3 separate regions of the Homo sapiens genome follow, and regions 2 and 3 are each linked to region 1. Evidence: chromatin loops called from intact Hi-C (ENCODE). Cell type or tissue: endothelial cell of umbilical vein. All regions are shown on one strand. Region 1 has its middle 8.7 kb from the start of MGAT5. Region 2 overlaps MGAT5 (alpha-1,6-mannosylglycoprotein 6-beta-N-acetylglucosaminyltransferase). Region 3 overlaps MGAT5 (alpha-1,6-mannosylglycoprotein 6-beta-N-acetylglucosaminyltransferase).

Region 1 (8,000 bases):
TTTTGTCTAATTGGGGGTTGTAAGTAGATTGCTCTCTGTTTTGAATATGCATTTGGTCCCCACACCAAATATGTACTAACAAGTATATAAATTCAGAATGAATTTTATTGACAAATTATACTTTTTTACCGACATAATTAAGTTAAATGCTGTGTATTACAGGTTAAATGGGCAAATGGTAATTTGCCATTAATCATTTGGAACATTAGCAAAGATAGTATCAAAATGAACTTCATAAACTTTCAATACCTTGTTTCAGAAATGGATTATGACTTTAATATCCTATCTTTCTCATATATATGTAAACACTGAGAAATGACTGAAAAGTTCCTAAGGGGTGGGAGTGTGAGTGTGTATGAGTGAGAGAGATCATATATTACTGTTAAAAGCCTCACAGGTCATACATAAGAGGTTGGGCAAAGCCGACCTAGAGCAATGGATGGATTGTGTATCCCTTAAGTCATCATTCAGATACAATTTCTTTCAACCAAACTTTGAAAGACTTTCAGGGGCTATGAAGTCACTGAAGTACCCTGGAAAATATCGGAATTAGAATCATTTCCAGAAACTTTTAACTATTGGTTGAAATACTCTTATGCAGAATGAAGGGACCTAATGAGCATGCTTATCTCAGTTGAAGGCTATTTCACTTTGAAGTCAACTGGGAAAGTACTTGTGATTGCAAAGCACTTGTTCTAAAGAGAGCACTTTGGATTATAAAACAACAAAAACTCAAACCCCCATGATGTTGAACTTTGAGCAGTGCAAGGTGTGTGTTGGGTAGCTGCATAAGGCGCTTTGCTGTGTGGAATTACTGCTTTATCAGAGTTAGATGTTTGGAAAACATGTATCCAAACTGTGTCTTCATTTTTAACCTGATGGATCAAAATGTTTGCTTTTTGTCAGCAACTAGAAAGTAGGACCAGTTGTCCTATAAGGACTCCTAGTTCACAGTGATTAAACTATGCCATTTATGTATATAATGCTCATCTCAGCTGGATATGTGTCAGTAGGATGTACATCCAGCTTATTCAAAAGTAATATAAGTTCTGTACGTGTTATGAAAAGGAGAATTGTGCCATGTTCTCTGTTATCCTCCACTGGAAATTAGGATCTGATCTGCCCCTGCTCTTACTATCCTAGATAAGGTAAAAAGCAGTGCTTCTCATGTGAAAACAAGTAACCTTGCAGTCTGGTTATAAACACCAATTGATTCTATTGTTTTGGGATTGGGCCTAAGATTCTGCATTTTTAACAACCTGCCAGATCATTTCAGTGCTACCTTTCCACAGATGAGAGTTCGAGTAGCAATGTTATAGAGGTGCTAGTTGCTAAAAGCATTGTAGACATCGAGGCTTTTGGGCTAGCCTCAAATCATTTCTCATCTTTGGAGCCAAATGCCCAGGAGAGGTTAATAAAAGCTGTATTAGTTCAGCATTATTCTCTACAAGTCCTTCCATAGTGTGGGATGATCTAACAAGGCTCTGTGGTAGACTAGCTATTGAAAGTCTGGCTACTCAGGCAGGGCATTGGCCTAAGACCAGTTTGTGATTCCTTTAAGGAGAAAACAAGCCTACCTTGGCAGATGAATTATCTAGTAAGCCAGTGACTCTACATTTGTGGGGTGGGAGAAGAGCAGAGAGCTTACCTCTTAAAATTCTAGAATGGATCACATTTTGGGTTTCACTAGATAGGGCCAATAGAGTTGTTATAGAATGTCTTTTAAATGTTCTCATGCCTGGCTGTGTATTAAAATCATCTAAGCAGCTTAAAATAAAAATACCTCTGCTTGGGCCACACCTGAGACAAAGTAAATCAAAATCTTTGGGTGTGATAGCTGGGCATCTCTATTTTTTAAAGAGCAGTCCAGGTGATTCTATGTACATCATAGTTGGGAGGTCCTGGTTTAGTCAGTCCTAAGCTCTGAGGGCAAGAAACTCTCCTGAGAAGCTCCATTTTTAACTTGAGCTGGTTTATCATTTGTGCAAACTGAGGGTTTGTGACCAGAAACCAGTCAGGCTGACCCAAGTTATTTGCAGTGTTTGGGAGAGTTGACCTTGGTGTATACATTAAGGAACTAGTGAACTTATCAGCCAGCATCTAACCAATGATTTCTTCCCTAAGAAAATTCAGACCTTGACTTTTATGACTCTGGGTCTGTTAAAGCTTAGGGCTGTGCGATTGAGTGGCTTGACTACTGTAACTTTATTTTAGAAGTGATGAGAACTTCTTTATAAGGTTAAGTTGGATAAGCCTGAGTGGTCACTTCAGATTGTGCATGTGTGTGCACACATATGTATTTCTTCACTGCTTAGCTAGTTCATTTTTTTAACCAAATCAGATTTGGGGAGGACTGTCCCTTTTCTGCAAATAGGGCAGCTGGAACACTCCTGGGGTAGGCCAGTACCCAGCCGGTGCTCCTCCCGAGGTGGAGGAGAGGGGTACTAGGGGTCGGGGTAATTGGGCTGGAGGGCTTAGGAAGCATTTGGAAATAATGAGCTTTATCTTGAAGGCATTACCCATATTTTTGAAATAAGTGTGGTGATTTTTGTGATTGTGATTTTCTTTATTACTGGGGCCATTTTGGCCTGTTGTCATTCTTGGTTTTTTTTCTAGATGTAGAGTGTTGCCAGAAGTCTGATCCTCAGAGAAAAGGTGCATTTTACACTTATTATAAAATTTCTTTGTGGCTTTACTGTCCTTTGAGAGTGGAAGCAAATCTTTTGAGTATTTTCATTCAACATTAAGGAGACCTACCTGACAAATTGACATGCTGTGTGATCTTTTCACAGATGATTCTTTCTTTCTTCTTAGAGAGTCATTATCAACCTATCTTAAAGCCTGTTCATGGTTTCCTGGGCCGGATGCCAGGTGACAATCCTAGCGTTTTTTGTTTTTTTTTTTAATGGCTGTCTGATGAAGCATCATCCAGATTTGGTCTTGCTCAAAGCCTTCTTCCCTGTGCTCATTGATTTATGGACCAGGTCTTTGGAGCAGAGGCCCAGTGCCTTAATACTCATTAGTAAATTGGGCACAGCTAGCCTAGGAATGAGATTCTCAGTCAGTGCCCAGACAGCACTGAGAGATGTGGAGAAAATGAGACTCATTTATCAGTCACCTTGAGACAGCATCAGCAGTCGGCCACCTTCCTTCACTCTGAGGCCTTCCACAGCCTCAGCACAGGCTTCTGAGCCTGCTGGTCTTGAGGGGTGGTGATGGACTCCCAGGTTCACCTTGGTCTGCTTCTCTCTCACTCTGCATTCTAGTTACATGGGCAGAACCTGTCTGAGCATCTTCCAGTGGGTGAGTAAGATCCTGTTGATTGGTAAGGCAGTCCCTCTCAACCGAGGCAGTTTTGGCAGTGTTGAGAGACATTTTTCGATTGTCACAACCCTCTAGTTATAGAGGGTTATTGGAGGGCTCTAATGGCATCTAGTGGCTAGAGGCCAGCAATGCTGTTAAACCTCTAATAGCTTCCCACAACAAAAAAATTATTCAGACCCATATGTCAGTTGTGCAAAGATTGAGAAACATTGGATTAAAGTGATTTATTTCATTTTTCAGGGACCCGTGCTTTGTTTTGGTTTAGTAGTTGTTTTCAGAATTATTATTATTTTTGAGGCAGCGTCTTGCTCTGTCGCCTAGGCTGGAGTGCAGTGGCGCGATCTCGGCTCACTGCAAGCTCCGTCTCCCGGGTTCACGCCATTCTCCTGCCTCAGCCTCCCGAGTAGCTGGGACTGCAGGCGCCTGCCACCACGCCCGGCTAATTTTTTGTATTTTTAGGAGAGACGGGGTTTCACCGTGTTAGCCAGGATGGTCTCGACCTCCCAACCTCGTGATCCGCCCCCTCGGCCTCCCAAAGTGCGGATTACAGGCGTGAGCCACAGCGCCCAGCCCCTCAGAATTCTTGGAGTTACCGCTGTTGCCTTTTTTTGTTGTTAGGAAATTCTCTCAACTGTGAATATCGTATGGGCCTAGTGAATGAAACTCATAGAACATGTGAAGATCTTATCTGCTCCAGCAACCACAGCTTCCTTCTCACTCTTGTCCTCTTTCCCTTTTGTCCACCTGCCAGTAATGTGCACATCCAAGAGACTAAGTCAGGATAAAATCATCAAATGTTGGTTTTCTCTTACCCCACCCACGCCCTCTAGTGGCCTGTTTTGCCTCTAAAGCTGCTTTGCCTGTCCCTTCCTCCTCTGCTTCTCCTTTTAACACCAACTGTATTTAGGTGAAGACTACCCCCATCTCCTTTCCATCTGTCTTCTTTATACCTGTGAATGTCAGAGAACAGCTGGGGTAGGTGTGGCAGAACCTGGGAATAGAGAGGGCAGGAAGAAGAGTGCATGTTCTGGACCCAGATTCACCAGCCCTGTTACAGTGTTTGGAAATTTATTTTGCTATTGATGCCAGATATGGAGCCCTGAACTCCACTGAGTGGATGGTATAACTGCAAGACAAATATGCACTTCAGGTGGGTGGCATTGGAGGTTTTCCTTTCTCTGCCCACAGGAAAAATGCAAGTGTAGTGTAATGAATTAAAACTCTGGGTACAGGACTGTCTTGCTTTGATCACTTCAAATGTAAGAGGGGATGGGCTGTTTAAAACCCAGATATTCAAAGAGTATTCCCAAGATAGCAAAGGTGTGTTGTTTTTAGCAGGTGTATTTCAGCTAGTTAATTAAAATAAGACTAGTTTAGCCACTTCCAAAGGGAACAGACTGTTTTCATTTAGAATGTGTTTTTCCTGTTTATAAAAAAAAAAAAAAAAAAAAGGACCCAGGTCCTGAAAGTGAAAGGTCTCTGTTCATACCTATTTCTTGGGCAGCACCCTGCCTGCTCCTGAGCTCCTTTGCTTCCTAGAGCTAGAAGAGAGTTGGTGGCATCACAGCTGTCAGGGATTCACAGTTGAGCTTTTGGGCACCTGCTGAGTGGGCTCTATCAGGTTGGTGGCACTGGGCCATCTGGGGGAGTGAATGACCTCAGAGCTTCTTCCCAGGAATTTGGATTTATTTTAGAAGAGAAAGCTGCTTTGCCTGTCCCTTCTCCTCCTCTGCTTCTCCTTTTAACACCAACTGTATTTAGATGAAGACTGCCCCCCACCACCGTCCCCGTTCCATCTGTCTTTCTTACACCAGTAATCCTGTAAATGTGTATTTTTCTCCCTTTCATGTGTTGATTCAACCCTTGAGGTTGGTGGGACATTGCATTAGACTCACGGCTTCTTAATAGTACTGGACTTTGGTTTCTGTTTTGTGTTCCATACGGAGAGGTCTCTTCCTTTCTGAGTTTCCGCATGCAGCTGGTAGACTCAGCTTGGTTTGGCGGAGGCCATGTAGTATTAGGCAGGAATTGGGGTGCTGGTTTGATTCTAACTGGAAAACATAATATTTTCTGGCCTCAGGGTCTTCCTCTGTAAATTGAGGGTTTGCATTTGATATTTTCCTAAGCAAAACCAGACGTTGTCTTCCAGTCTGTAAAAAGGTATTTTATACATTTTAATTTATCATATTTCCTGTTAAAGTTGATTGTTAGACCAGGGAGATGTGGTTCTGTGGTGAGCACAAAACCAGGAGTTTGGTAAGAGGTTGTGCAGTCAATGCAAGGTTAGCACCCAGTTGATTTCTGCACTGTGTTTTGGTTCACGGTAGAAGCAGTCCATATTCATCCAATTATGAATGGGAGTGGCTATCATTTTAAAGAATAACTTACCAAGCACTCTAAGTTGCTTTTAATGTAAATTGAGATGGAGGCTGAAAAGAGAAGTAGTAGAAATTGTTTCAAAGTTGAATTATTAACATCTAAAGACAGTTGTCACTTAAAATATGGGAGTCAGGCAAGCAGCCTTGGAACTTCAAGATATGTGACCAACTCTCATCTGGCATTTAATTAGGGTAGTGCTTTTTTGTCATACAATTTCATGTGAATAGATACCTGGGCCTGAATTAAAAAAAAAAAAAAACAAAAAAAAAACGTAAACTAGACCACTACTGAGCATTAGTTTTGTGACCAATAAGGTGGAAATTTGAAGTTCAAACTTCAGTGTATGGAGGTAGCCAGGGCAGTTTTGCTGAGTCTCTGCGATATAAATTGATACGTATATTGATTGTCTCTAGTATCTTAGGATTTGGCATGTCAAACTTTTTTTGAAAAATGTTTAAAAACATCTTAAACAAAACCAAAAGTCAAATGAAACATTTGTGGAACCTCTGGAACATCTCTGTGAATGAATCTTTGATGTTCTTTGGAGCACAGTTTGAGAACCAATAACTCAGTTGCTCACCCCTACTCCTGTGGCTCTAACAGTGTTCTGTGTTTCTAGAACTTTCTCCATGTTATACATGTGGAAACTGAGATGGACACACTTAGGATCACACAATGCCAATGGTAGAACAAGCTGCAGATCAGAGATTTTCAGGTTTTTGATGCAAGGTTCTCTCAGTTCCTCCTTGTCACCCTTTCAGGTCTTATTTTCTGTGATCTTCTCAGCATAACAGTGACAATACAAGTGGCCTCCAAGAAAGGTTCCCGGGTATTTTCCCCTCCATCCCTTGTCTTAGACATATTTTGTTTCTGTAATCTCACTGCCCTGCCCCCCTAGAATTTTCTTCTGGAGTGTTTTTTTGCAGTTTTCTTCTCTGTTAATACCTGACTACCATCACATCCACTTTAGTTTAACCCTGCCTCTTCAAGGGTTTTACTACTAAGGGTAAAATCTTGTAAAAGGTAAGGTGCAAATGTATTGTCAGAATGCCCAGGTTCTGTGGCTCATACCAGAAGGAGGTCTTGGAGGTCTTTGCTAATTTGCATTTCTTCACCTCATTTCCACCATCCTGTCCTTCCATCTAGCAAATACTTAATGACCACCCTCTGTGTGCAAGGCATGGCCATTGCCGGCATTTCTTGTCTTTGGGGGCCTCACAGACCCCATAGGCGAGATGAAACGGGATTGTCCTATAGAGCAAGGAAGGAGCACGAACTGCTATGAGTTACGAGTACTCTATGGAAGGGGAGCTTTCCTCAGTCTAGGGAGCCCCTGGAGGCTTTATGCAGGAAGGAGGTGGGGTGAGATTGGAGGCTGGAGATGTGGGTGGGATTTTCCAAGGAAATTGGGTGGACACAGTGACTTAGGATTTCTTGAAGGTTACTGTACAGGATGAAGCTAAATGTAGGCTCCTTAGCCACCATTTAATGATGACTATGAAGTAGCTCAGGTGGTACACAGTGAGGACAGAGAGGTCTGGGAACCACTAAGTTAGAGCAGCGCTGTCCTATGTGAATGTGTGAATGTGGCGCATGGGATGGTATTGTCCTGCAGGGCTATTTGAAGAGACCAAATCTCTGCTTGGGGCTGGCATTGCTTCTGAAGGGATGGGCATTTCTGCCTTTGTTTATCCTCTGAGGAGGCAGGCCCTTGTGTCAGAAATAGGGCCTCCAGGGATGTTGGATGGCCACCTGGAGGAACTGCTTCATTGGTCTCGTTCTCACTCCATTGGAACTGGGCTGCTGCTCAGTGTTCTCAGGTGGGTTGAGAAATTGGCATTTGCCAGACAAGGTGGGCCAGGAGCCTTCTGAAGCCAGGCTCCTGGCCAGGAGCCTGTAAGGTTGATCCAGAGGTTATAAGAGCGGTCATATGTGGTGAACTGGAAGTAGATCACTGTGGTTTCCTTCTGTTGCTAGGCCCATGGCCAGCCCTTAGTTCCTGCCCTGGTCTTGGCTGTGCTAGGCCCATGACACTCATCTGCCTGCTCTAAGCCAAACTCCTCCTTTTCCCCATAGCTTTAGAGGTGGGCTTGCTTTCTTTTTTCTTTTTTTTTTTTAACAGTTTTTTTTTTGAGATATGATACACATATCATACCATCCTCCTATTTAAACGTATACAACTCCATGGCTTTTGGTATGTCCACAGAATTATGCTCCTATCACCACAATTTTAGAACCTTTTTGTTACCCCCTAGAAAAACCCTATACACCTTAGCTATCACCTCTCATTTCCTCCA
Region 2 (8,000 bases), 110 kb after region 1:
TGTTCCTCCTTCTAGGCCCCCATTCCTGCTCACTCCTTCTGTCCGCATGCTAAAATGACCTCTGAACTAGGCACTAAGGCTTTCCAACCACAAAAACCAGCTCTTGAAAGCTCAGCTTGGATCAGGCTGTTTCTCCTCAGAGACTGCAGTGCCTTCCTTTTGTCCATGGGATCATTTTCAAACTCCACAGCAAAGTATTCAAGACCTTAGGCTCTCTGGCCTCAACTCCCGACCATATTCCTCCCCAGGTCCTGGCCCCGGTCTCACCAAACAGCCTGCTGGTCCCTGAGAAGCAAAATTTAATTTTTTCTTTAAAACTCTATGTAAGTGACTTCCTCCAATTTTCCAATCAAATTTATAAAGAAATGTAACCCAATTACAAAAACAGGGAAAGACTTCCTCCCACTGAAAAAGGCTCCCCTAACCCTGGTGTAACTTTTATCTTTTTCACAAGTGTAGTTTTACATACTTGTCACATACGTACTAAAATTTTGTGTTTCCTTTTTTCCACTTAATATATCATCTTTTTTTTTCCTTCAAGACTCTACTCAGATTTGAAAACCATTGTGTCCAAGACTCTTCTACACGCAAGTGGCTAGTTCCTAAGTCATAGTTATTTGGGGATGCTTTTGTTATTTCTTGTTGAGACTTAACTGATGCTTTTTTTATGGTTGCCAGGTACCTGGCTTGGCTTATATTTACGTATTATTTAACTGTGCATACGGCTTGTTTTAAATTTCTGAAGGCAATCTTTTATTTTTGACAGTCTCAAACAAGGTGCATTATATCTCAGTAAATAAATGCAAGAAATCTGCCCGCACAGAAAAATAAGAGCGAAGGCATTTGCCTTTACCATTTAGAAGAGAAAGCTCTAAAATTGATGACTTGCACTGTAAATTTTCCGGTATTTGGATAGCTCTAATTATCTGCACCACACCCACATTTACAACTTCGTCTGGCTTGTATAAAAACATTGGCAGTGGTAAATCATCTTTATCTAATTGAGTTTTTTCCTCTCTTTCCCTAGAGTTGATGGCTGAAAGTAGCAATAGCAGGCATTACAAGATACCCCATCCCTGGTTTCAGATCTCAGACCTTATTTTTATATCCTACAAAAATTTCAATAACCTTTGAAATCAGTTCTGCTTAACAGCCTCACTTTTCATATCATTACCATAGAGCATTTACTACATTGCCTGAGCAAACTATGTTTGTATAGTTTTATTTATTTTATTTTATTTTATTTATGCGTGTATGTGTTAAGTACCTGCAACATTTTGGCTATCATTCACAATGTGAAGACACACAAGAATTTGCCTTCTGGGTGCTCACATTCTGTATAGTCAAGACTAGAGAATATTCAGCATTTCTTGGTACTTGTGGAAATTTGGAGCAGAAAAGACAGGAAGCTATAACAAAGTGGAGAGAAGAGCAGATGGGGGATTCTGGAGGTGTTTAGAACTTTCCCATTTCACCTTCCACTTCTTTGATTTTTTTTTTCTTTTTACCCCCTCCTCCTCTTTCCCAAATCCTTGTAAGGTGCTCCTTAGTAAAGGCTACAGAGCTGACTAAGCCTAAGTATTTTCTTGTTCCTTATGAGCGTCAGTTTAGGAGTTAGATTGGAATCTTTATTTGGTTGTCGATTTTATCCACTGAACAGTGTGTGTTTCCTGACCATCTGTGGGATGTCTAAGTCTCTGTTCTCCAGAAGCTTACTTTCGGTGGAGTCAGGAGGTACGCAAAAATAAGACTTTCTCATACTTCCACTTTAAAAATTACAGACCCAGGTGAATGGAGTAGGGAAAATTTGAATGCAGAGGTGGGGAACATCCTAGTTGTGGCAACTAGAGGCAAGTTTTCCCAGGGTCCTCAAAACCCTGTCGCTTACTACGCGGCTTTTTGCTCATTTCTCTCTACTTCCTTGCTGTTTCTTGAGTAGAATAGGCACACTCCCCCTCAGGACCTTTGCATTGGTTGTCCCATCTCCTGGAACATTCTTCTTTTAGACTTCCCCATCTCCTCCTTCAGGTTTTTAATTCAAATATCATTTCAGTGAGACTGACTGTGACCTCCTCTTTTAAAATGCAACTCCTTCCTTCCCCAACTTTCTCCTCCCCTTCCCTGCTTTATTTTCCTCCATGACTTTATTGCTACCCAGTATTTATGTTTCACTTATTTTTATTTTCTTTTTCCTTCCCTGGAATCTGAGACATATAATGGCAGGAATTTTAGCTGCTTTGTTTATTGCTGGAACTCTAACATCCTGAAGAGTGGCTGGCACATAGTAGGCATTCAGAAAGTCTTTTATTGATAGAATTAAACTAGAATGAACAATATTGCCTATTATGTTTTTAATCCATGCAACAATGTAGGGAAGGAGACTGTTGTACAAATTTAAGATTGTAGAAACTTCTTTAGGCCAGTGGCCTCATCTTACTTTCTTGTGTCTTCCCAGGGAACTTACTCACATTTTTGGGCTTTCAAGTGGCATTCAGACCATAATGATTGTCAGTATCATTGATATTCCAACCCTGAATTTCTCCCAGGATTTGGGGCTCACAGCCATTTTTATTTGCATGATCAAATTGAATGATGGCTTGCAGATCAAAAATTTTGCCTGGCAAAACAGGAATTTTAGAACCAAGTCAATTCCCATTCATGCAGATAATAAGCCTGTTGGCTGTAGCAAAGGATCAGTTAACTTCCATGTACAATTTTATTTTTAGGACATGATAACCAAAGGAGTTATTTGTGATTGAAACTTCCATTTTGGCCTTTAACTTGAATCAGGAGGGCTCTTGCCTTTAAGTTCTGTGCAGACCACTGAGGATTAGGATCAGCCTCGTGGTTCCTTCAGTCTGAGTCTCAGCTTTCAGGAGTGTTACTCTTCTAAGGAGTCCATTCCCTCTTAAATTGCTTTTTGACACTTGAAAATTTTACCCTGAGGTGCCTTTTGTCAACAATTTAGGCGCTCATCTTCTCAGCTCAACTTATATTACAGTTTCCCTAGCCTGCATCCCAGCCTTCTCTCTTGAAGAAACTAGTATCACCACCATTTGGAAAAAAAAAAAAATCAGTTTTTGTAAAATTTGAAGCATAACATTACTATGTATAGTTTTTTAATCCAGATTTCTTGTGTGACATAACTATTTTTCAATGAATTTTTTTCTACCGTCGGTTTTATCAGGATCAGCAAAAACGGCATGAATATGATGACAATCAGTATTCTTCTTCAGTATTTTAAATGATGTTTTCAGCCATACAAAAAAATAGAAGAAATGTTACTAGAAACCCACAAATCTAGATTCTACAATTAACCATTTACTGTATCAATCTATATGCCCCAGTCCTCTCTCTATCCATCACTCCACCTTTTTTTTTTTTTGGATGCATAAAAGAACTCTCTGATGCTTCAGCTTCACATCATTAACTATAATTCAATATTTTGAGGGGAAAAATGATCCACAAGCTTAGAAAAAAAGTCCAGTAATAGTGGTTATTTCTAGGTGATGAAAATGTAACTTATTTTTTCTCATATCTTTATTATCTGAAAAAAGTTTTAATCTGAGGATATATTTCTGTTATAATGAGGAAAACCAATAAATCCATTTGTATTTAGGAAAAGGAAAAGCGTGTTTATTGCAGAAGTCTTAGCAAAAAGTGAGAAGGCCTGGACTCACAAATACAAAAAGGAAAGGATGAGTTGATGGATTTTTGAGAAACTAATATCCCTGGGACTACACCGACTGTGAGGGCTAAGGAATGGGCCCAGGCTGGCGCTGGGGTTTCTTCTCTTGGTGACCAGGAGATGTGAAGATACATTACATTCTTAGAGATGTTTGGGACTTACTGGTAGAAAAAACAGACCTCAGAGATTTATGCAGTTGAAAGAAAGGTCAACTCGACTTAGTATGCATTTTGAATTATAGTTTAAAAGATGATATTATGACTGCTTGGTAGATATAGTGTATGCTTCATTTATTAAGTAGCTGGTAAGCTCCTTGAGGGCAGAAACTCATCTTTATATTGTAGTTTGTCAATACTTATCATATAAGCTGGTTTGTAGAAATGCTCCAAAACATTTGTCATTGAGTGAATTATTCAAGCTAAGCTAATAGTATTTCTTAGAAGTAGTTATCATCATACTCTGCTCAGGGACCACATCAAGCTGATTTGTAATCATTTGTAAATAGGTGCTTCCAAAGTGCTTAAAATAGTGTTTCTCTTAATAAGAGACATTTTGTTCTAAATTGTCTTAAAATCATTGCTAATGTTTGGCAAATCTCCTGCAGTTTTTTAGCATGTGAAAAAATCTGTGTGGTCCCACATACATATGGCACAAGATACTCAAGAAACTGAGGTGACATTGCGTATGTATTCTAGATCACTCTTGTGTATTTTGCTCTACCTTAGAACATTATTTTCCTCTGAAGCATGGTTTACCACTGCTGTTCACAGGGTCCAGAAAATTATTTGGACTATGAGGCTGTGTATTAGAGTGACTTAAGGAGCTGATGCCCTGAAAGCAGCCAATCTGGCTCTGAATCCCAGTGTTGCCATTTCCTAGCATGTAGACTTGGGTAGTTAAACCAAAACTCTGTTTTCTTATCTGTACAAACATGTTACACGGTTATGAGGTTAAAATGGAAGAGTCACTATAATGCGCTTAGCACAGAACTTGGCATGTAGTCAGAACTCAAAATACCAGCCATCCTTTTTAAAAATCACATTTGTTTATCTTCTGGGATGGAGGGATTACTAAAAGTACAGGATTTCCTGCATCCCGTTTATGATGAGATTTGTTTGATTTACCTTAAAATGTAAATACCTTCTCTTTGAAACCCTCCCAACACAATGAAAGTCTCTGTTCCCTTCCTAAGGCAGAGCAAAAAAGAAAGGTTGGCCTGAAGTTTGAACTCAATGAAATGAACATTTCAGATAACATCCTCCTGGACTTGTGGCTTTTGATTTATTATAAGCACCATTAAGAACACTTGTGATAAGACCAGGGCGCTCTCGGCAGATGTTACCGGGTGGGCTCCAGCTGGTGTTCAGATCCTTGGAAGCAAGCCACACTGGGCCGGTAGTTACTTCAGAATCACCTGCTGGGGCGAGTCATGGCTGAGCAAACCCTTATGTGGTCAAGGTTTAGTGTCCTGTGGCAAGTTTAGAGTCACCTGGGAGGCGAAGGCATGTAGAGGTCAGACCAGTGCTCAGGCCTTGGCTCATTAAACGTGGTGATACTGTTTGTAAATCTTAAGTCTCACCTGAGGTCCTTGAAACCACACTTGCAGGTTGTTGATCCCTAAGTTAACATTTCACAAGGTGAGACAGGAGTTAAAGTATTTGGATGAAAACGTAGAAGAGAGCTTAGATGTGAAATTCATAGTGTCAGAGTTAATTGAGTACCAAATTATAGTCATAGCAGCAAAAGCCCACCATTCCTCACAAGTTTTTCTGATATTTGCTTCTCCCTCTCACCAGTCAAGCTAGAAGCTAGGAGAATCTTTCACACAAAAATATGTTACATATATGTATTTTTTCATTTGGGGGGCTGAATCATTTTATTTTTTACTATATATTAGTATATTATAACATGAAATAAAACCCATTGTTTCACTTGCTGGATTATTTTTTAAGTGCCTACCTAGGGACTAAATAACTACATTTCAGAAGCAAGTATTTCAAAGCATCGTGCTTTAATCACCATGTAAATTTTCTGAAAATAAAAAAAATTTAAAAACACCTGATCCTGAAGTATAGTGTCAGGTTTGAGTTCAAAACTTTTAGAATTAACAAAAAATTTTAGAAATATTTTAAGCTGCATAATAACACTGAGAATGCACACAGGTTTTGTTCCTCTCCCCGCTAATCCTTGAAAATTCCCTATGCCCTCAGCTTCTCAAAAGGGGGGAGAAAAGCAACTATCGCCTCTTGTTGGCAGGAGAATTTATTCAGTAATTTACTTTCCAGCCAACTGCAGCCATTGCCATTGCCTCTGGGCACTGGTTCAAAAACGCAGAAATGAAATAACAGATTGGCCAGACTGAACACAACTCCCCAGCCACAACCCTGTTATCTCCTCATTCTGTCACCCCCATCAGGCAAAAGCCTGGGAAACGGAGGGTGACAACACAGTTTTTACATGGCTCGTGCATTTCCACAGCTCAGGGCTTCCTGCCACTGTCCCTTCTTCATTGTGTTCCCCTGCGTGCATGGCGGGCGACATTGGAGGCTGGGCATCGGAGTCCTAGGCCTGTGCTGCAGGCTGGCCTTTGCCCATCTGTCTGTCTGAAAGGATTTCTACGCTGCTACAAGCATGGGAAATGGCTCCTCAGTCCTAGCACAACCAGAACAAGATGAAGGGACCAGCTTCCTCTGTTTGTTGACCACCTATCTGTGAATGGATGTGGTGGACTTTTCAGAATCTTGTGTATATCTCAATCACCAGGAGGAATTTGGTTTCATGTTATTTATAGCTGTTCTATTCAGGTCAGAGCCAAGCAGAGCAGTTGCTTCATTTAATATCAGCCACACATGGGCTCTGCAGGCTCATCTCCTGAAAAACGGAGATTTCTCTTGACAGAATGAAGGTAGAGGAGAGGAGCATCTCTGTTTAATCTAGAGAGAATTATTTTCTGATTGTCACTTGCTGGTGAAATGCCTTTTAAAATTATAGGCACAAGATGCGGATGTTTGGAGAGGGTGTGGGGTTGCTGTCCCCCTTGGTCAAGCGTTAGAGAAGTTACAGAACCCAAATGAGAGAAATCCAAAATTTTCTCTTCCAGAATAGCCTACTCTGTAGACAGTATTCCTTTGCAGTGGTTGGATTTTTTTGAGTGGTTTGTGCCCCAGCAGGCTTTACCTTTTATTCTGTCTTCATTCCATGCACCTGTTCAATATAGACCCATAATTACATCTTTTATGAGTGAGTAATTCTTAGAGGAGATGAAAGGTTCTGAGGATTATTCATCACTTTGTCCCTCAACCTCCTGTTATGTAGCTGGGTGAAAAACACAGCTGGAGTCAGATTCAGTTATGTGGGGACTCTGCGCCTATTCAGAACTCCCAGTCAGCCCTGCCCCCTACAGATTTCTGGCCAGTAGGTGGTGAAACCTGGGTGAAAGCATTTCTGCTGGGAAATGGACAGTAGCCTTATTCTGAGGCAACAAGGAAGAGAGTACACAGCTTAATGATTTTCAGACAGATGTATTTTCCCCTAAAAAGCAGGTTTTGGTTCAGGTTAATCCATCCTAGAGAGAAGTATTCTTCATGACGGTTTTACTGGGAATGTGTGGGAGAGATGACAATCCCTCACCTCCCTCAGGTAAGAAAGAACAGGGTAAGATGAAAACAAACATTTTGTTATGGGTAAGATGGCCTGTGTTAAATATGTGATTGTTATTTCTTCTTGCTGATTGGACACTAACTGTCCTCTCCATTTCTTTGCACACCAGCTCATACCCCAGACAACAGCTTTCTGGGGTTTGTGGTTGAGCAGCACCTGAACTCCAGTGATATCCACCACATTAATGAAATCAAAAGGCAGAACCAGTCCCTTGTGTATGGCAAAGTGGATAGCTTCTGGAAGGTGAGTCAGTCTGTGCGTGTCTCTCTCTCTGAAAAGAAGCTTGTTGGGTAATTTAATTTAACTTTGATCCAGGGAATAATCAAGCCAAGTGCCCAGGGCTTAATGGGATCTACTTAGACATAAACAAGAATGTGCAAAGATTCAGTTGCTCAGCATTTGGGTTTCTAACCAAGGCTGTATGTACCTGCTCTTCTGATAGTGGCTGTACAACAGCCACCTTCACTCTCTGCATGTCAGAAGGGACACATTCTAGCTGCTTTTTCACACCTTGTACTTGCTTCTGAGAGCCAGGGCCCTCCAGGGGTTGAATATCTTTCTGGAGCAAGATACTGCACAGGGAGAAACTTTACCAAGGGAGTCTTTCCCTCTGCTTCTGGGAGGTAGTCTGTGGAGGTAGGCAGTTCCCTTT
Region 3 (8,000 bases), 62 kb after region 1:
TTTGTTGACTGTTTTTCTTGCCTTGTTCACGTTTTCCTGTTTCTCCACATGTTTAATAATTCTTTATTATGTATTGGACATGACAAGGATATGCTATAGAGTGTCTGGGTTCGGTAAACTTCCTCTGAAGAGTACTGATTTTTTTTCTAGTAGGCAGTTAAATTACTGACTTACTGCCTTGAACTTAAGAAGACTTGCTTTTATGATTTGTTAGGGTGTGTCTGTTTCCATTTTTTTCCCTAGTCTTGGACCATCTGAAGTCCTGGGCCTGATGTGAGGCCCTTCTGGGGTTTCATGGAAAGCCTGAAATGTTGACCCTTTGACTTTTTGGGGTTTAAACTGTGGCTGCCCTGCAGTGAGCAGCAGCTGAAGTCTTGTGAATACTTTGAACTTTTATTGGAGCCTCCCTCACAAATGCTTAGTTTTAGGGTCGCTCAAGAAGTTTAAGGTAGTTTATATACAGACTTTGGGGTTCTCCTCTTTGGGCTCCCTCTTTTTGGGAATATGCTACCTTAATTTTTCACTACTATGCAAAACTTCATTCTATGAAACCTCAAGCCAGTGAGACTGTAGCCTTTTGTTTGCTACCTTCCAGACTTGATAGTCCCCTCTGGGGCACAGCCATATAAATGTGAGTCTTATTCAGTGTAGTTTCCAGAAAGAATTTAAGGATCAAATCCCTTCTAGTTTCTGCTCACTTTCCCTCACTCTTTAGTGTCATATTGTAAGTGTTATCTGTGGGAAGATTGTTCCAATACAAGCTTCTCTGCTATTGCCAATGCATAGTTTCTCTGCTTTGTTTTTAAAGAATCCTAGGTTAACTGTTATGTGGATCTTACACAGGTAGTGTAGTTTAGCAGCGTGCTCTGGGCTGGGAAGCTGTCTGAATTATCTGTTACCACAGTGCTGCCTTCCCCCTGGTTTTGGTATGCATGCTAGCTCTTTTCTGTTAGGTACAATATACAATAACCACCATTTCTAGGTTGGCAAGGACCGTATGTATTTAACAGTTGCTCTCCTATCCGGATGCCATGGCTGGAGGGTAAGCAAGGGACTGCACTTTATTCTGGATACTGGGATGGTGAATGGGTTTTCAGGTAGTAATCCCACCACCTGAGGATCAGTGCCTTCTAAGAGCTAACTCAAAAACCAAATATTCATCTGGGAACAGACTACTTGCTGAAACGAACAAATTCCCAGGCAGTTGAAAACCTTTGTGTTTCCTACTGGGAATAACCTGCATTCACAAATTCATTAGCCTTTTATGTGGAGTTGATGAATAGCATTCCAGGATTATAAGAATACTTGTAACATCCCAGAATATGCACATTAGTCTCTTAACTTTACAAGCAGAGTATTGGTATCCAAATTTACATGGTCTTAACACAAAGCATGTTCTTTTCTACATGAAGGAATACCTGCTAAGGGCCGGGAGAAGTTCTAAGGAATTAAGTTGTAAGATAGCCTGATTTTTTGTTTTTTAACATGTCTTGCTATGTTGCCCAGGCTGGTCTCAACCTACTGGGCACAAGCAGTCTTCCTGCCTCAGCCTTCTCAGTAGGTGGGACTGTAGGCATGCACTACTGCACCTGGCACAATCTGGTTTTTAAGAGGCATCCTAGCCAAGGACATTACCTAGCAGGCTTGGCATGTATATTTTATGCCAATGGCTTGTAGGTTTCATATCACTCTGGATCAGTCACAGTAGACTTACAATTTAAATAGCTTTTAGCCTTTCTTCAAACCGTACCCAAGAATTTGTTGTGCTTGTGGGTGTTTGAAATATTCTGGCTTTCAGCTTCTTTTATACATTCTCTCTGTCCTACTTTCTCTAGGACCAAAACCTTATTATCAAGGTGTCATCTCAATTCTGCATTATCTTGCAATTTATTTTTCTGTTTAAAAAAGTAAGGTAAGAGACCACAACCAAGCAACCAAAACAAAATGAAAACCTCAGTTTATGCGAGACGGTGAAAACAAAAATTTTTCTTGATCTCCTGTTAAGAGAATAGTCGAAGCACTTCCGCCTTGCCTCTAGATGTCTGGCTGGCCAGATAGAATCCCTGTTTCTAACCAACAGCTATAAGACGCTTGTGACAAGTGATTCAGAAAGTGGGCATTGTGTGATATGAAGAGCACACACCTATTTTGGGCAATTTATACTATCTTAAAACAGCCCAAGGATATAGCTAGCCTTCTCTCAGTTATTGATTCCATATTTCTTTTCTTCTTCAGTTGCAAAAAGGAAATACAAATATACACACATAAACTACATGTATGGCTTTGCTTTTCATTTTTAACAAAATCCAAACTCAAGACACCTTTGACAGTTTGATAAGAACAGGCAGAAATCTATGAACTGTGCTTAACATGGAACCCTGTTTTAGAAGAAAAATCAAACCTCTCTTTGAGAGGTTGAAGTGAGATATGGGTGCTCTGTGTTGCAAGGGCATGTCACTGTTACAGTAAGTTATCTGTGTAACACCCTTTCCTTCTTCTAGTAAACTGCATGTGAGAAGAGGGGACTTGGCAAAAGCTTGGCACTATTTTGTTTATTGGAAAAGGAGAATCGTTATAAATATCACCTTAGGCCCCCAACTCGAGAATATAATACAGTTTTGCAAGTATCTTGAATTTTTAATGTCTCCCACCTATTTCTCAGTATATTTTCTTAAATCAAAATTGACAGCTGAGGTTGTCTCAGTATGTTAGCATTATATCTTATTCTTTTAAATGTATGTATAGAAACTTTTTTTTCTGGGAATATATCTGTATAACTTTTTGTTTGTTTTGATGTATAAAACTAGCATTCTCCTAGTTTATTTCCTATTAGGCCCATTTGTTGTAACTAAGTACATATATGATACCCACGTGGAATATTTCATATCCTTTACATCATTACTTAAAATACTAAGGAACATTTTGTTGCAGAAGAAATGATAGCAAAAATTAAATATAAACTTACAGAAAATGGTATTTACATAGAAATGAATACATGCAGAGTTTTGCATTAAAAAGCACTCTAATTATCCAAACTATATTACAAACTCAGTTTTGTCTTCCAGTCTCAAAGCTGCTAGAATATATATAGCATACACTGTTTTGCTATTATATTCATTGAAAAAGATCTAAAGCATTTTTGTCGTTGACTATACCTCATACCCCACCAAGCATTGTGACAAAATTAATTAGGGACGGACAAGACAGGCACAGAGAATATACAATAGGACGAGTATATTGTACAAATAGATTAAATGATCTAATGAGAGCTAGTGTGTGATGTTTCAGTGTGGTGCAGGCAATCTCTCCTTCTCATGGCTTTATCTTTTTCAAAATCCCATATTTTACTTCGGAAGTTTGTCCTGAGGGTGAATGAGGCTATAAATGAGTGCCAGGTACAGTACCTGGAGCCAGGGTGACTCAGATGTTAGAAGGCTTTGCTGACTCTGTTTTTTGAGTGAAGAAACTCCTGAAGGTTAAGTAACCTGCTCAGCTTATGTGATTAATAAAAGGCAGAGAGATAATCCCAGCTGAGATCTCTTACAAGACAAAGCCCCTGCCTTTTCCAGGGCATAGTCATGACATTTTCTACCTTTTTCATTGCTGAGGTTCAGTGTGGTCAAGGACTTTAAAAGACCGGGACATGCGGGTGCTACTCTCTGCTGATACATTTCAGTGTCAGTTCCAGGAGCAGGCCTCTTCCTAATGAGGAGGCATCTTGCATGGTGGCCAGATAGTATCTTACGAGAGGGTTGATCTACTGTTTGGAGATTTAGAGAACACAGATTTTTATAGCTTTGTAACTTTAGAGGCCGATGGGATGACGGCATTTTGGAATATGTTTAATTAATTTTCATTAATTTAATGAAAATGGATGTTAAAGAGACTATTTAAGAAAAGCATTAGAAGCTGCTGTTAATCAAAGAAGGGGGCTTGAGCATTCTTAATTTGTTCTGAAGACCTTGTGTCAGAAAAACACCCCTGACTTCCTTACTAATGAAAGACAGTTTTCAACTCCGGGGCCATTTACAATGTTAGATATAAACTCTATTCAACTGTAAAGATTTTATACAGTAATATCTTTTAAATTACACATGGTCACATTTTTATCCACAAAATGTGACTTTCATTCCCCTTTTCCTCTGGATGTCACCTTTTTTTCAAAATGTTGTTTCTCCACTCAAAGAACATTAGTTACTTCCCCTGGCCATTGTACTGAAACTCCGCAAGTGTTTTCAGTTGCCTTCCGGTTTCCTGCTGTGATAACAGTGATAAATTATGTTCTGAGGCTGGAATTCATGATTCTGTGGCAGGCCGTGTCAGCATACCTTTCCAACCGTATTTCTTACTACCCTACCCTGAGTCCCCTGCTTTAACCAAATTGTCCCGCTCTGCTCTCCTGTGCCCTCTCAGACAGAGATGATTGATTGGTTATGCCTACCCACTGTGGGTAGATTTGCTGTCCTGGTAAAACACTCTAATTGTTGAAACATAACATAAAATCCATTTTCCATCTCTGGCCGTTCCTTTTCCTCAGTGTTATTTCACCTTTTATTCTATTGATTCCCAGCTGTGGCTGCCTTTTAGAATCACTTGAGGTTGGGAGAGCATTAAAAAAGGGGGTAGCAGAACCACTGCCTGGGGCCACTCAAATAAGAATGCCTGGAGGGTGAGGCACATTCTTAAAAGGTCCCCAAGAAATGTTTAAATGTGCAGATAGGGCTAGGAATGGCTAACTTGTGACCTTAGCCAAGTTACTTAATCTGCCTGGGCCTCAGTGTCTTCTGTAGTAGAATGAAGGATAATAGTACTTATTATTGTGAGGCTCAATCGAGTAATCGGTGTACATAAGATACAGTGGTGTTACTAGTAGATGCTCAGTCTGTTGGCTACCATCATTATTACGCTGTTCTTCAGTGTACTCATCTTTCCTTTTCTCTCCTGTCTACTTCTACTTTAGAGCTCAACTCAAATCCCATTTTTCCAGTGGTTACTTAAGGTTTAAACTAAGTTGCTGCAACAAAGAGACCCAAAAATTCAGGGTTGAAATGAGACAGAGGATGGTTTCTCTTGTCACACGATAATCCAGTAGTGAGCAGTCCAGACCAATAGAATGGCTCTTCTCTGCACTGACATTCAGGGCTCCACATTCTTCCCATTTTGCTGGCTCATCGCATGTCCCATCTACTAGCCCATGGAAAGTGTATATGGCATTGGGCTGTTAATTGCCTTTTCTGGTGAGCAAGTTTTGGGTTCTAAGCATATTTAAGGCTCCCTCAAGGTGAATAATGTTTTGTGTTTCTCTTTGCTTCCCAGGAAGGTACTGAAATCATGACAAATGCTCTAATTTAGGTGCAGTATTTGTTGAATGAGTCAATGTCAGAACTTTTCTGGTTTTTGTAACAGCTTTATTGAGATAATTTACATACCACACATTTCACATATTTAAAGTGTTTGATTTGAGGCTTTTAGGGCCGAGTATGGTGGCTTATGCCTGTAATCCCAGCACTTTGGAAGGCTGAGATGGGAGGATGGCTTGAGCTCAAGAGTTTGAGACCAGCCTGGGCAACATAGCAAGACCTCATCTCTACAAAAAATGAAAATAATTAGTTCGATGTGGCTTTCAGTATATTCAGTTGTGCAACCACCACAATAGTCAGTGTTAGAATATTTTCATCACCTCAAAAAGAAACACCATATCACCTCTCCTCCCTTTCCTCAACCCTAAACAACCACGAATTCACTCTCTCTCTAGATTTGCCTATAGGTTCTGAACATTTCATGTAAATGGAATCTCATATGTGGCCTGTGTGACTGGTTGCTTTCATCTAGCATAATGTTTTCAAGGTTCATCTGTGAAGCATGGATTAGCACCTCATTCCTTTTAATGGCTGAATAATATTCCATTTTATGGATATACCATATTTGGTCTGTTAATTGGATGATGGGTGTTTGTATTGTTTCCAAATTTTGGCTGTTATGAATAAGGCTATTATGAATGTTTACATACAAATTTTTGTGTAGTTATGTTTTTATTCTTTCATAGTGTAAACCAAGGAGTAGAATTGTTGACTCAGATGATAAGTCTGTTTAACTTTTTAAGGACTGCTAGACTGTTTTCCAAAGCAGCTACACTATTTTATATTTCTACTAGTTGAGGGTTCTACTTTCTTTACATCCTTGGCAACACTTGTTATTGTCTGAATTTTTATTATAACTATTTTAGTTGATGTGAAGTCGTACCTCATTGTGCTCTTGATTTCCATTTCCCTGATGACTAATGATGATAAGCTCTGCCTACTTTTGTCAGTAGCAATTATTTAACCCCAGCTGTGTTCTTCCTATCATGTGTGTGCTCCTAGGTGTGTGAATAACCTTTTCCCTGGCTGACCATTTCTAGTAGCAGCACCGTGGGGCTTATCAGAATGGAGGGTTGGTGTATATATGATGTTGTGGCTGTGTGTATGTATAGCATTCTTATATAACTGTTTTTCATACTGAGAATCTCAGTCCTAGGTCCCCTTTTTAATACTAATTTACCAAAAAAAGGAAAAATCTTAATGCTGGCTTAACAGCTTAATTCGACAATTCTGCCATAAAATAGATTAAATAAATGACAGAGGGTATGACAAAAGGAGGTATGAAGAATCTGGAGTTATTTGGCTGAATTGTGATTTGAAATTTTATGACATTATCTTGGCAGTGTGTTTTCATAGTCATCACAACTTTATTCTTTTTATACATTAGTTCTATTCTTGAAAAGCTATACATAGAGAACCCATATATATACACTGAATTTGATTTTCTTGTTGAGTTCCATTATGTCCATAGTATTTGTACACAGGCAGTACTGTAGCTTCTGGTTTTTATACAGCAAGTCCATGAGGCCCTTGGAGGTGCTTCTTCAAGAGGGAATAAGAATTTGTTAATTGTGTTCACTCTTGAAATTTCCCATGCAGAACATGAAGATGATGATGTGCATTTCAACAGTGTTGTGGAAATAATCTTGACTCAGAAGGCAAATGCCTCGTTGAACATGCAGAGTGCTTTGCATATGGAAGGTGCTAGTGGATTTTGTTTAATCCATAAATGAGGAAGGCACTTCATCTCACTAGGCCTTACTGTTATGAATCAGGAAAACTAGAGGGTTGAATGGTGTGGTTTCAGAAGTCCCTTGCAGCTCTAAAATTATTTTATGCAATGATGATTCTATTTTCAACTTAGATTAAAAAACAAAACAAAAATGATATATAAACAAGTATTTTCAAAGATCCCAGTATACACCTCTGGGGGTCCATGAGTGAGTCTTGCCTGTTTCCCATGTCTTGACTTCTCAATTGCTTTGTTGGGGAGGGAACTTCCTATTGCTGTGGGGCCCTGGTTCTGGAATTCATGTACATGACTTAGTTACAGAAATCAAATTACTTTTTTTATGGTGCAAAAGTAAAGCATTCCTAAATGAATATTTGCCAAGCTGAGTGACTGGTGAGGTCATTTTCAATGGGAGACTATATTCCATCATGGCTGGCTTCAGTCTGATTTATTGCCATCCACTCCTGAAGCCAAGCCAGCTGATGGAGGTGCTGGCAAGAGCTGTGTCTCCAAGCCCATTGTGGAGATTGAGTCGGTTCCCAGCCATGGCTGAGCAGCCAGGCCAGTGGCACGCTCATTTGGCTGCACTTTGCAGGGGCCATCTGATAAGCATGGCCACATGTTCATATCAGGTGTGCCAAGAGAAATGCTACCTTGTCTGACACAAAATAGAATTGCTGGAGAACTTTATCTTTTGAGAGAAAATATCTTTAGAGTGTCATTGCCCTGAATGGAGCCCTTGCTCGTGAAGTTGATAATCTTAGGGTCGGCAAAACAACTGGGTAAGGAGATTGAATCAGTTTCCTGTAACTTCCTGGGGTCAACAGATACTCATGTTCTTTGAGGTTTCTGAGAGTTTTTATAAACCTACTTTTTCTTCTATTTTTTTCTTTCCTTTTTTTAACCTT

What was found. Peaks named below come from ENCODE experiments on the same cell type or tissue, not always from the same donor. Only the 100,000 strongest peaks of a DNase experiment are listed, where the experiment ranks them.
Region 2: it touches region 1 in a loop (2.3-fold over the local background); 7 of 110 quality-filtered maps call a loop at or near these places.
Region 3: it touches region 1 in a loop (2.4-fold over the local background); 10 of 110 quality-filtered maps call a loop at or near these places.

The regions. Positions count from the first base shown.
Region 1 is chr2:134,241,413-134,249,412 of GRCh38, forward strand. It overlaps a transcript of MGAT5 not described here. Among named protein-coding and RNA genes, the nearest start is that of MGAT5, 8.7 kb to the right of the region's middle. RefSeq lists enhancers at 3,251-3,751, 3,752-4,252, 6,638-6,687, 6,748-6,837. In endothelial cell of umbilical vein, a CTCF peak has its summit at 4,155 (motif pointing left); a DNase peak (open chromatin) is centred at 4,139.
Region 2 is chr2:134,354,818-134,362,817 of GRCh38, forward strand. MGAT5 (alpha-1,6-mannosylglycoprotein 6-beta-N-acetylglucosaminyltransferase) reads left to right here. Exons shown (of 16, transcript NM_002410.5): 10 at 7,458-7,591. Among named protein-coding and RNA genes, the nearest start is that of MGAT5, 100 kb to the left of the region's middle. In endothelial cell of umbilical vein, no CTCF peak of the experiment used is centred here; a DNase peak (open chromatin) is centred at 4,864; H3K27ac peaks cover 335 bases.
Region 3 is chr2:134,303,281-134,311,280 of GRCh38, forward strand. The region is part of intron 2 of MGAT5 (alpha-1,6-mannosylglycoprotein 6-beta-N-acetylglucosaminyltransferase); the gene reads left to right. Among named protein-coding and RNA genes, the nearest start is that of MGAT5, 53 kb to the left of the region's middle. In endothelial cell of umbilical vein, no CTCF peak of the experiment used is centred here; DNase peaks (open chromatin) are centred at 4,241 and 7,611; H3K27ac peaks cover 4,789 bases.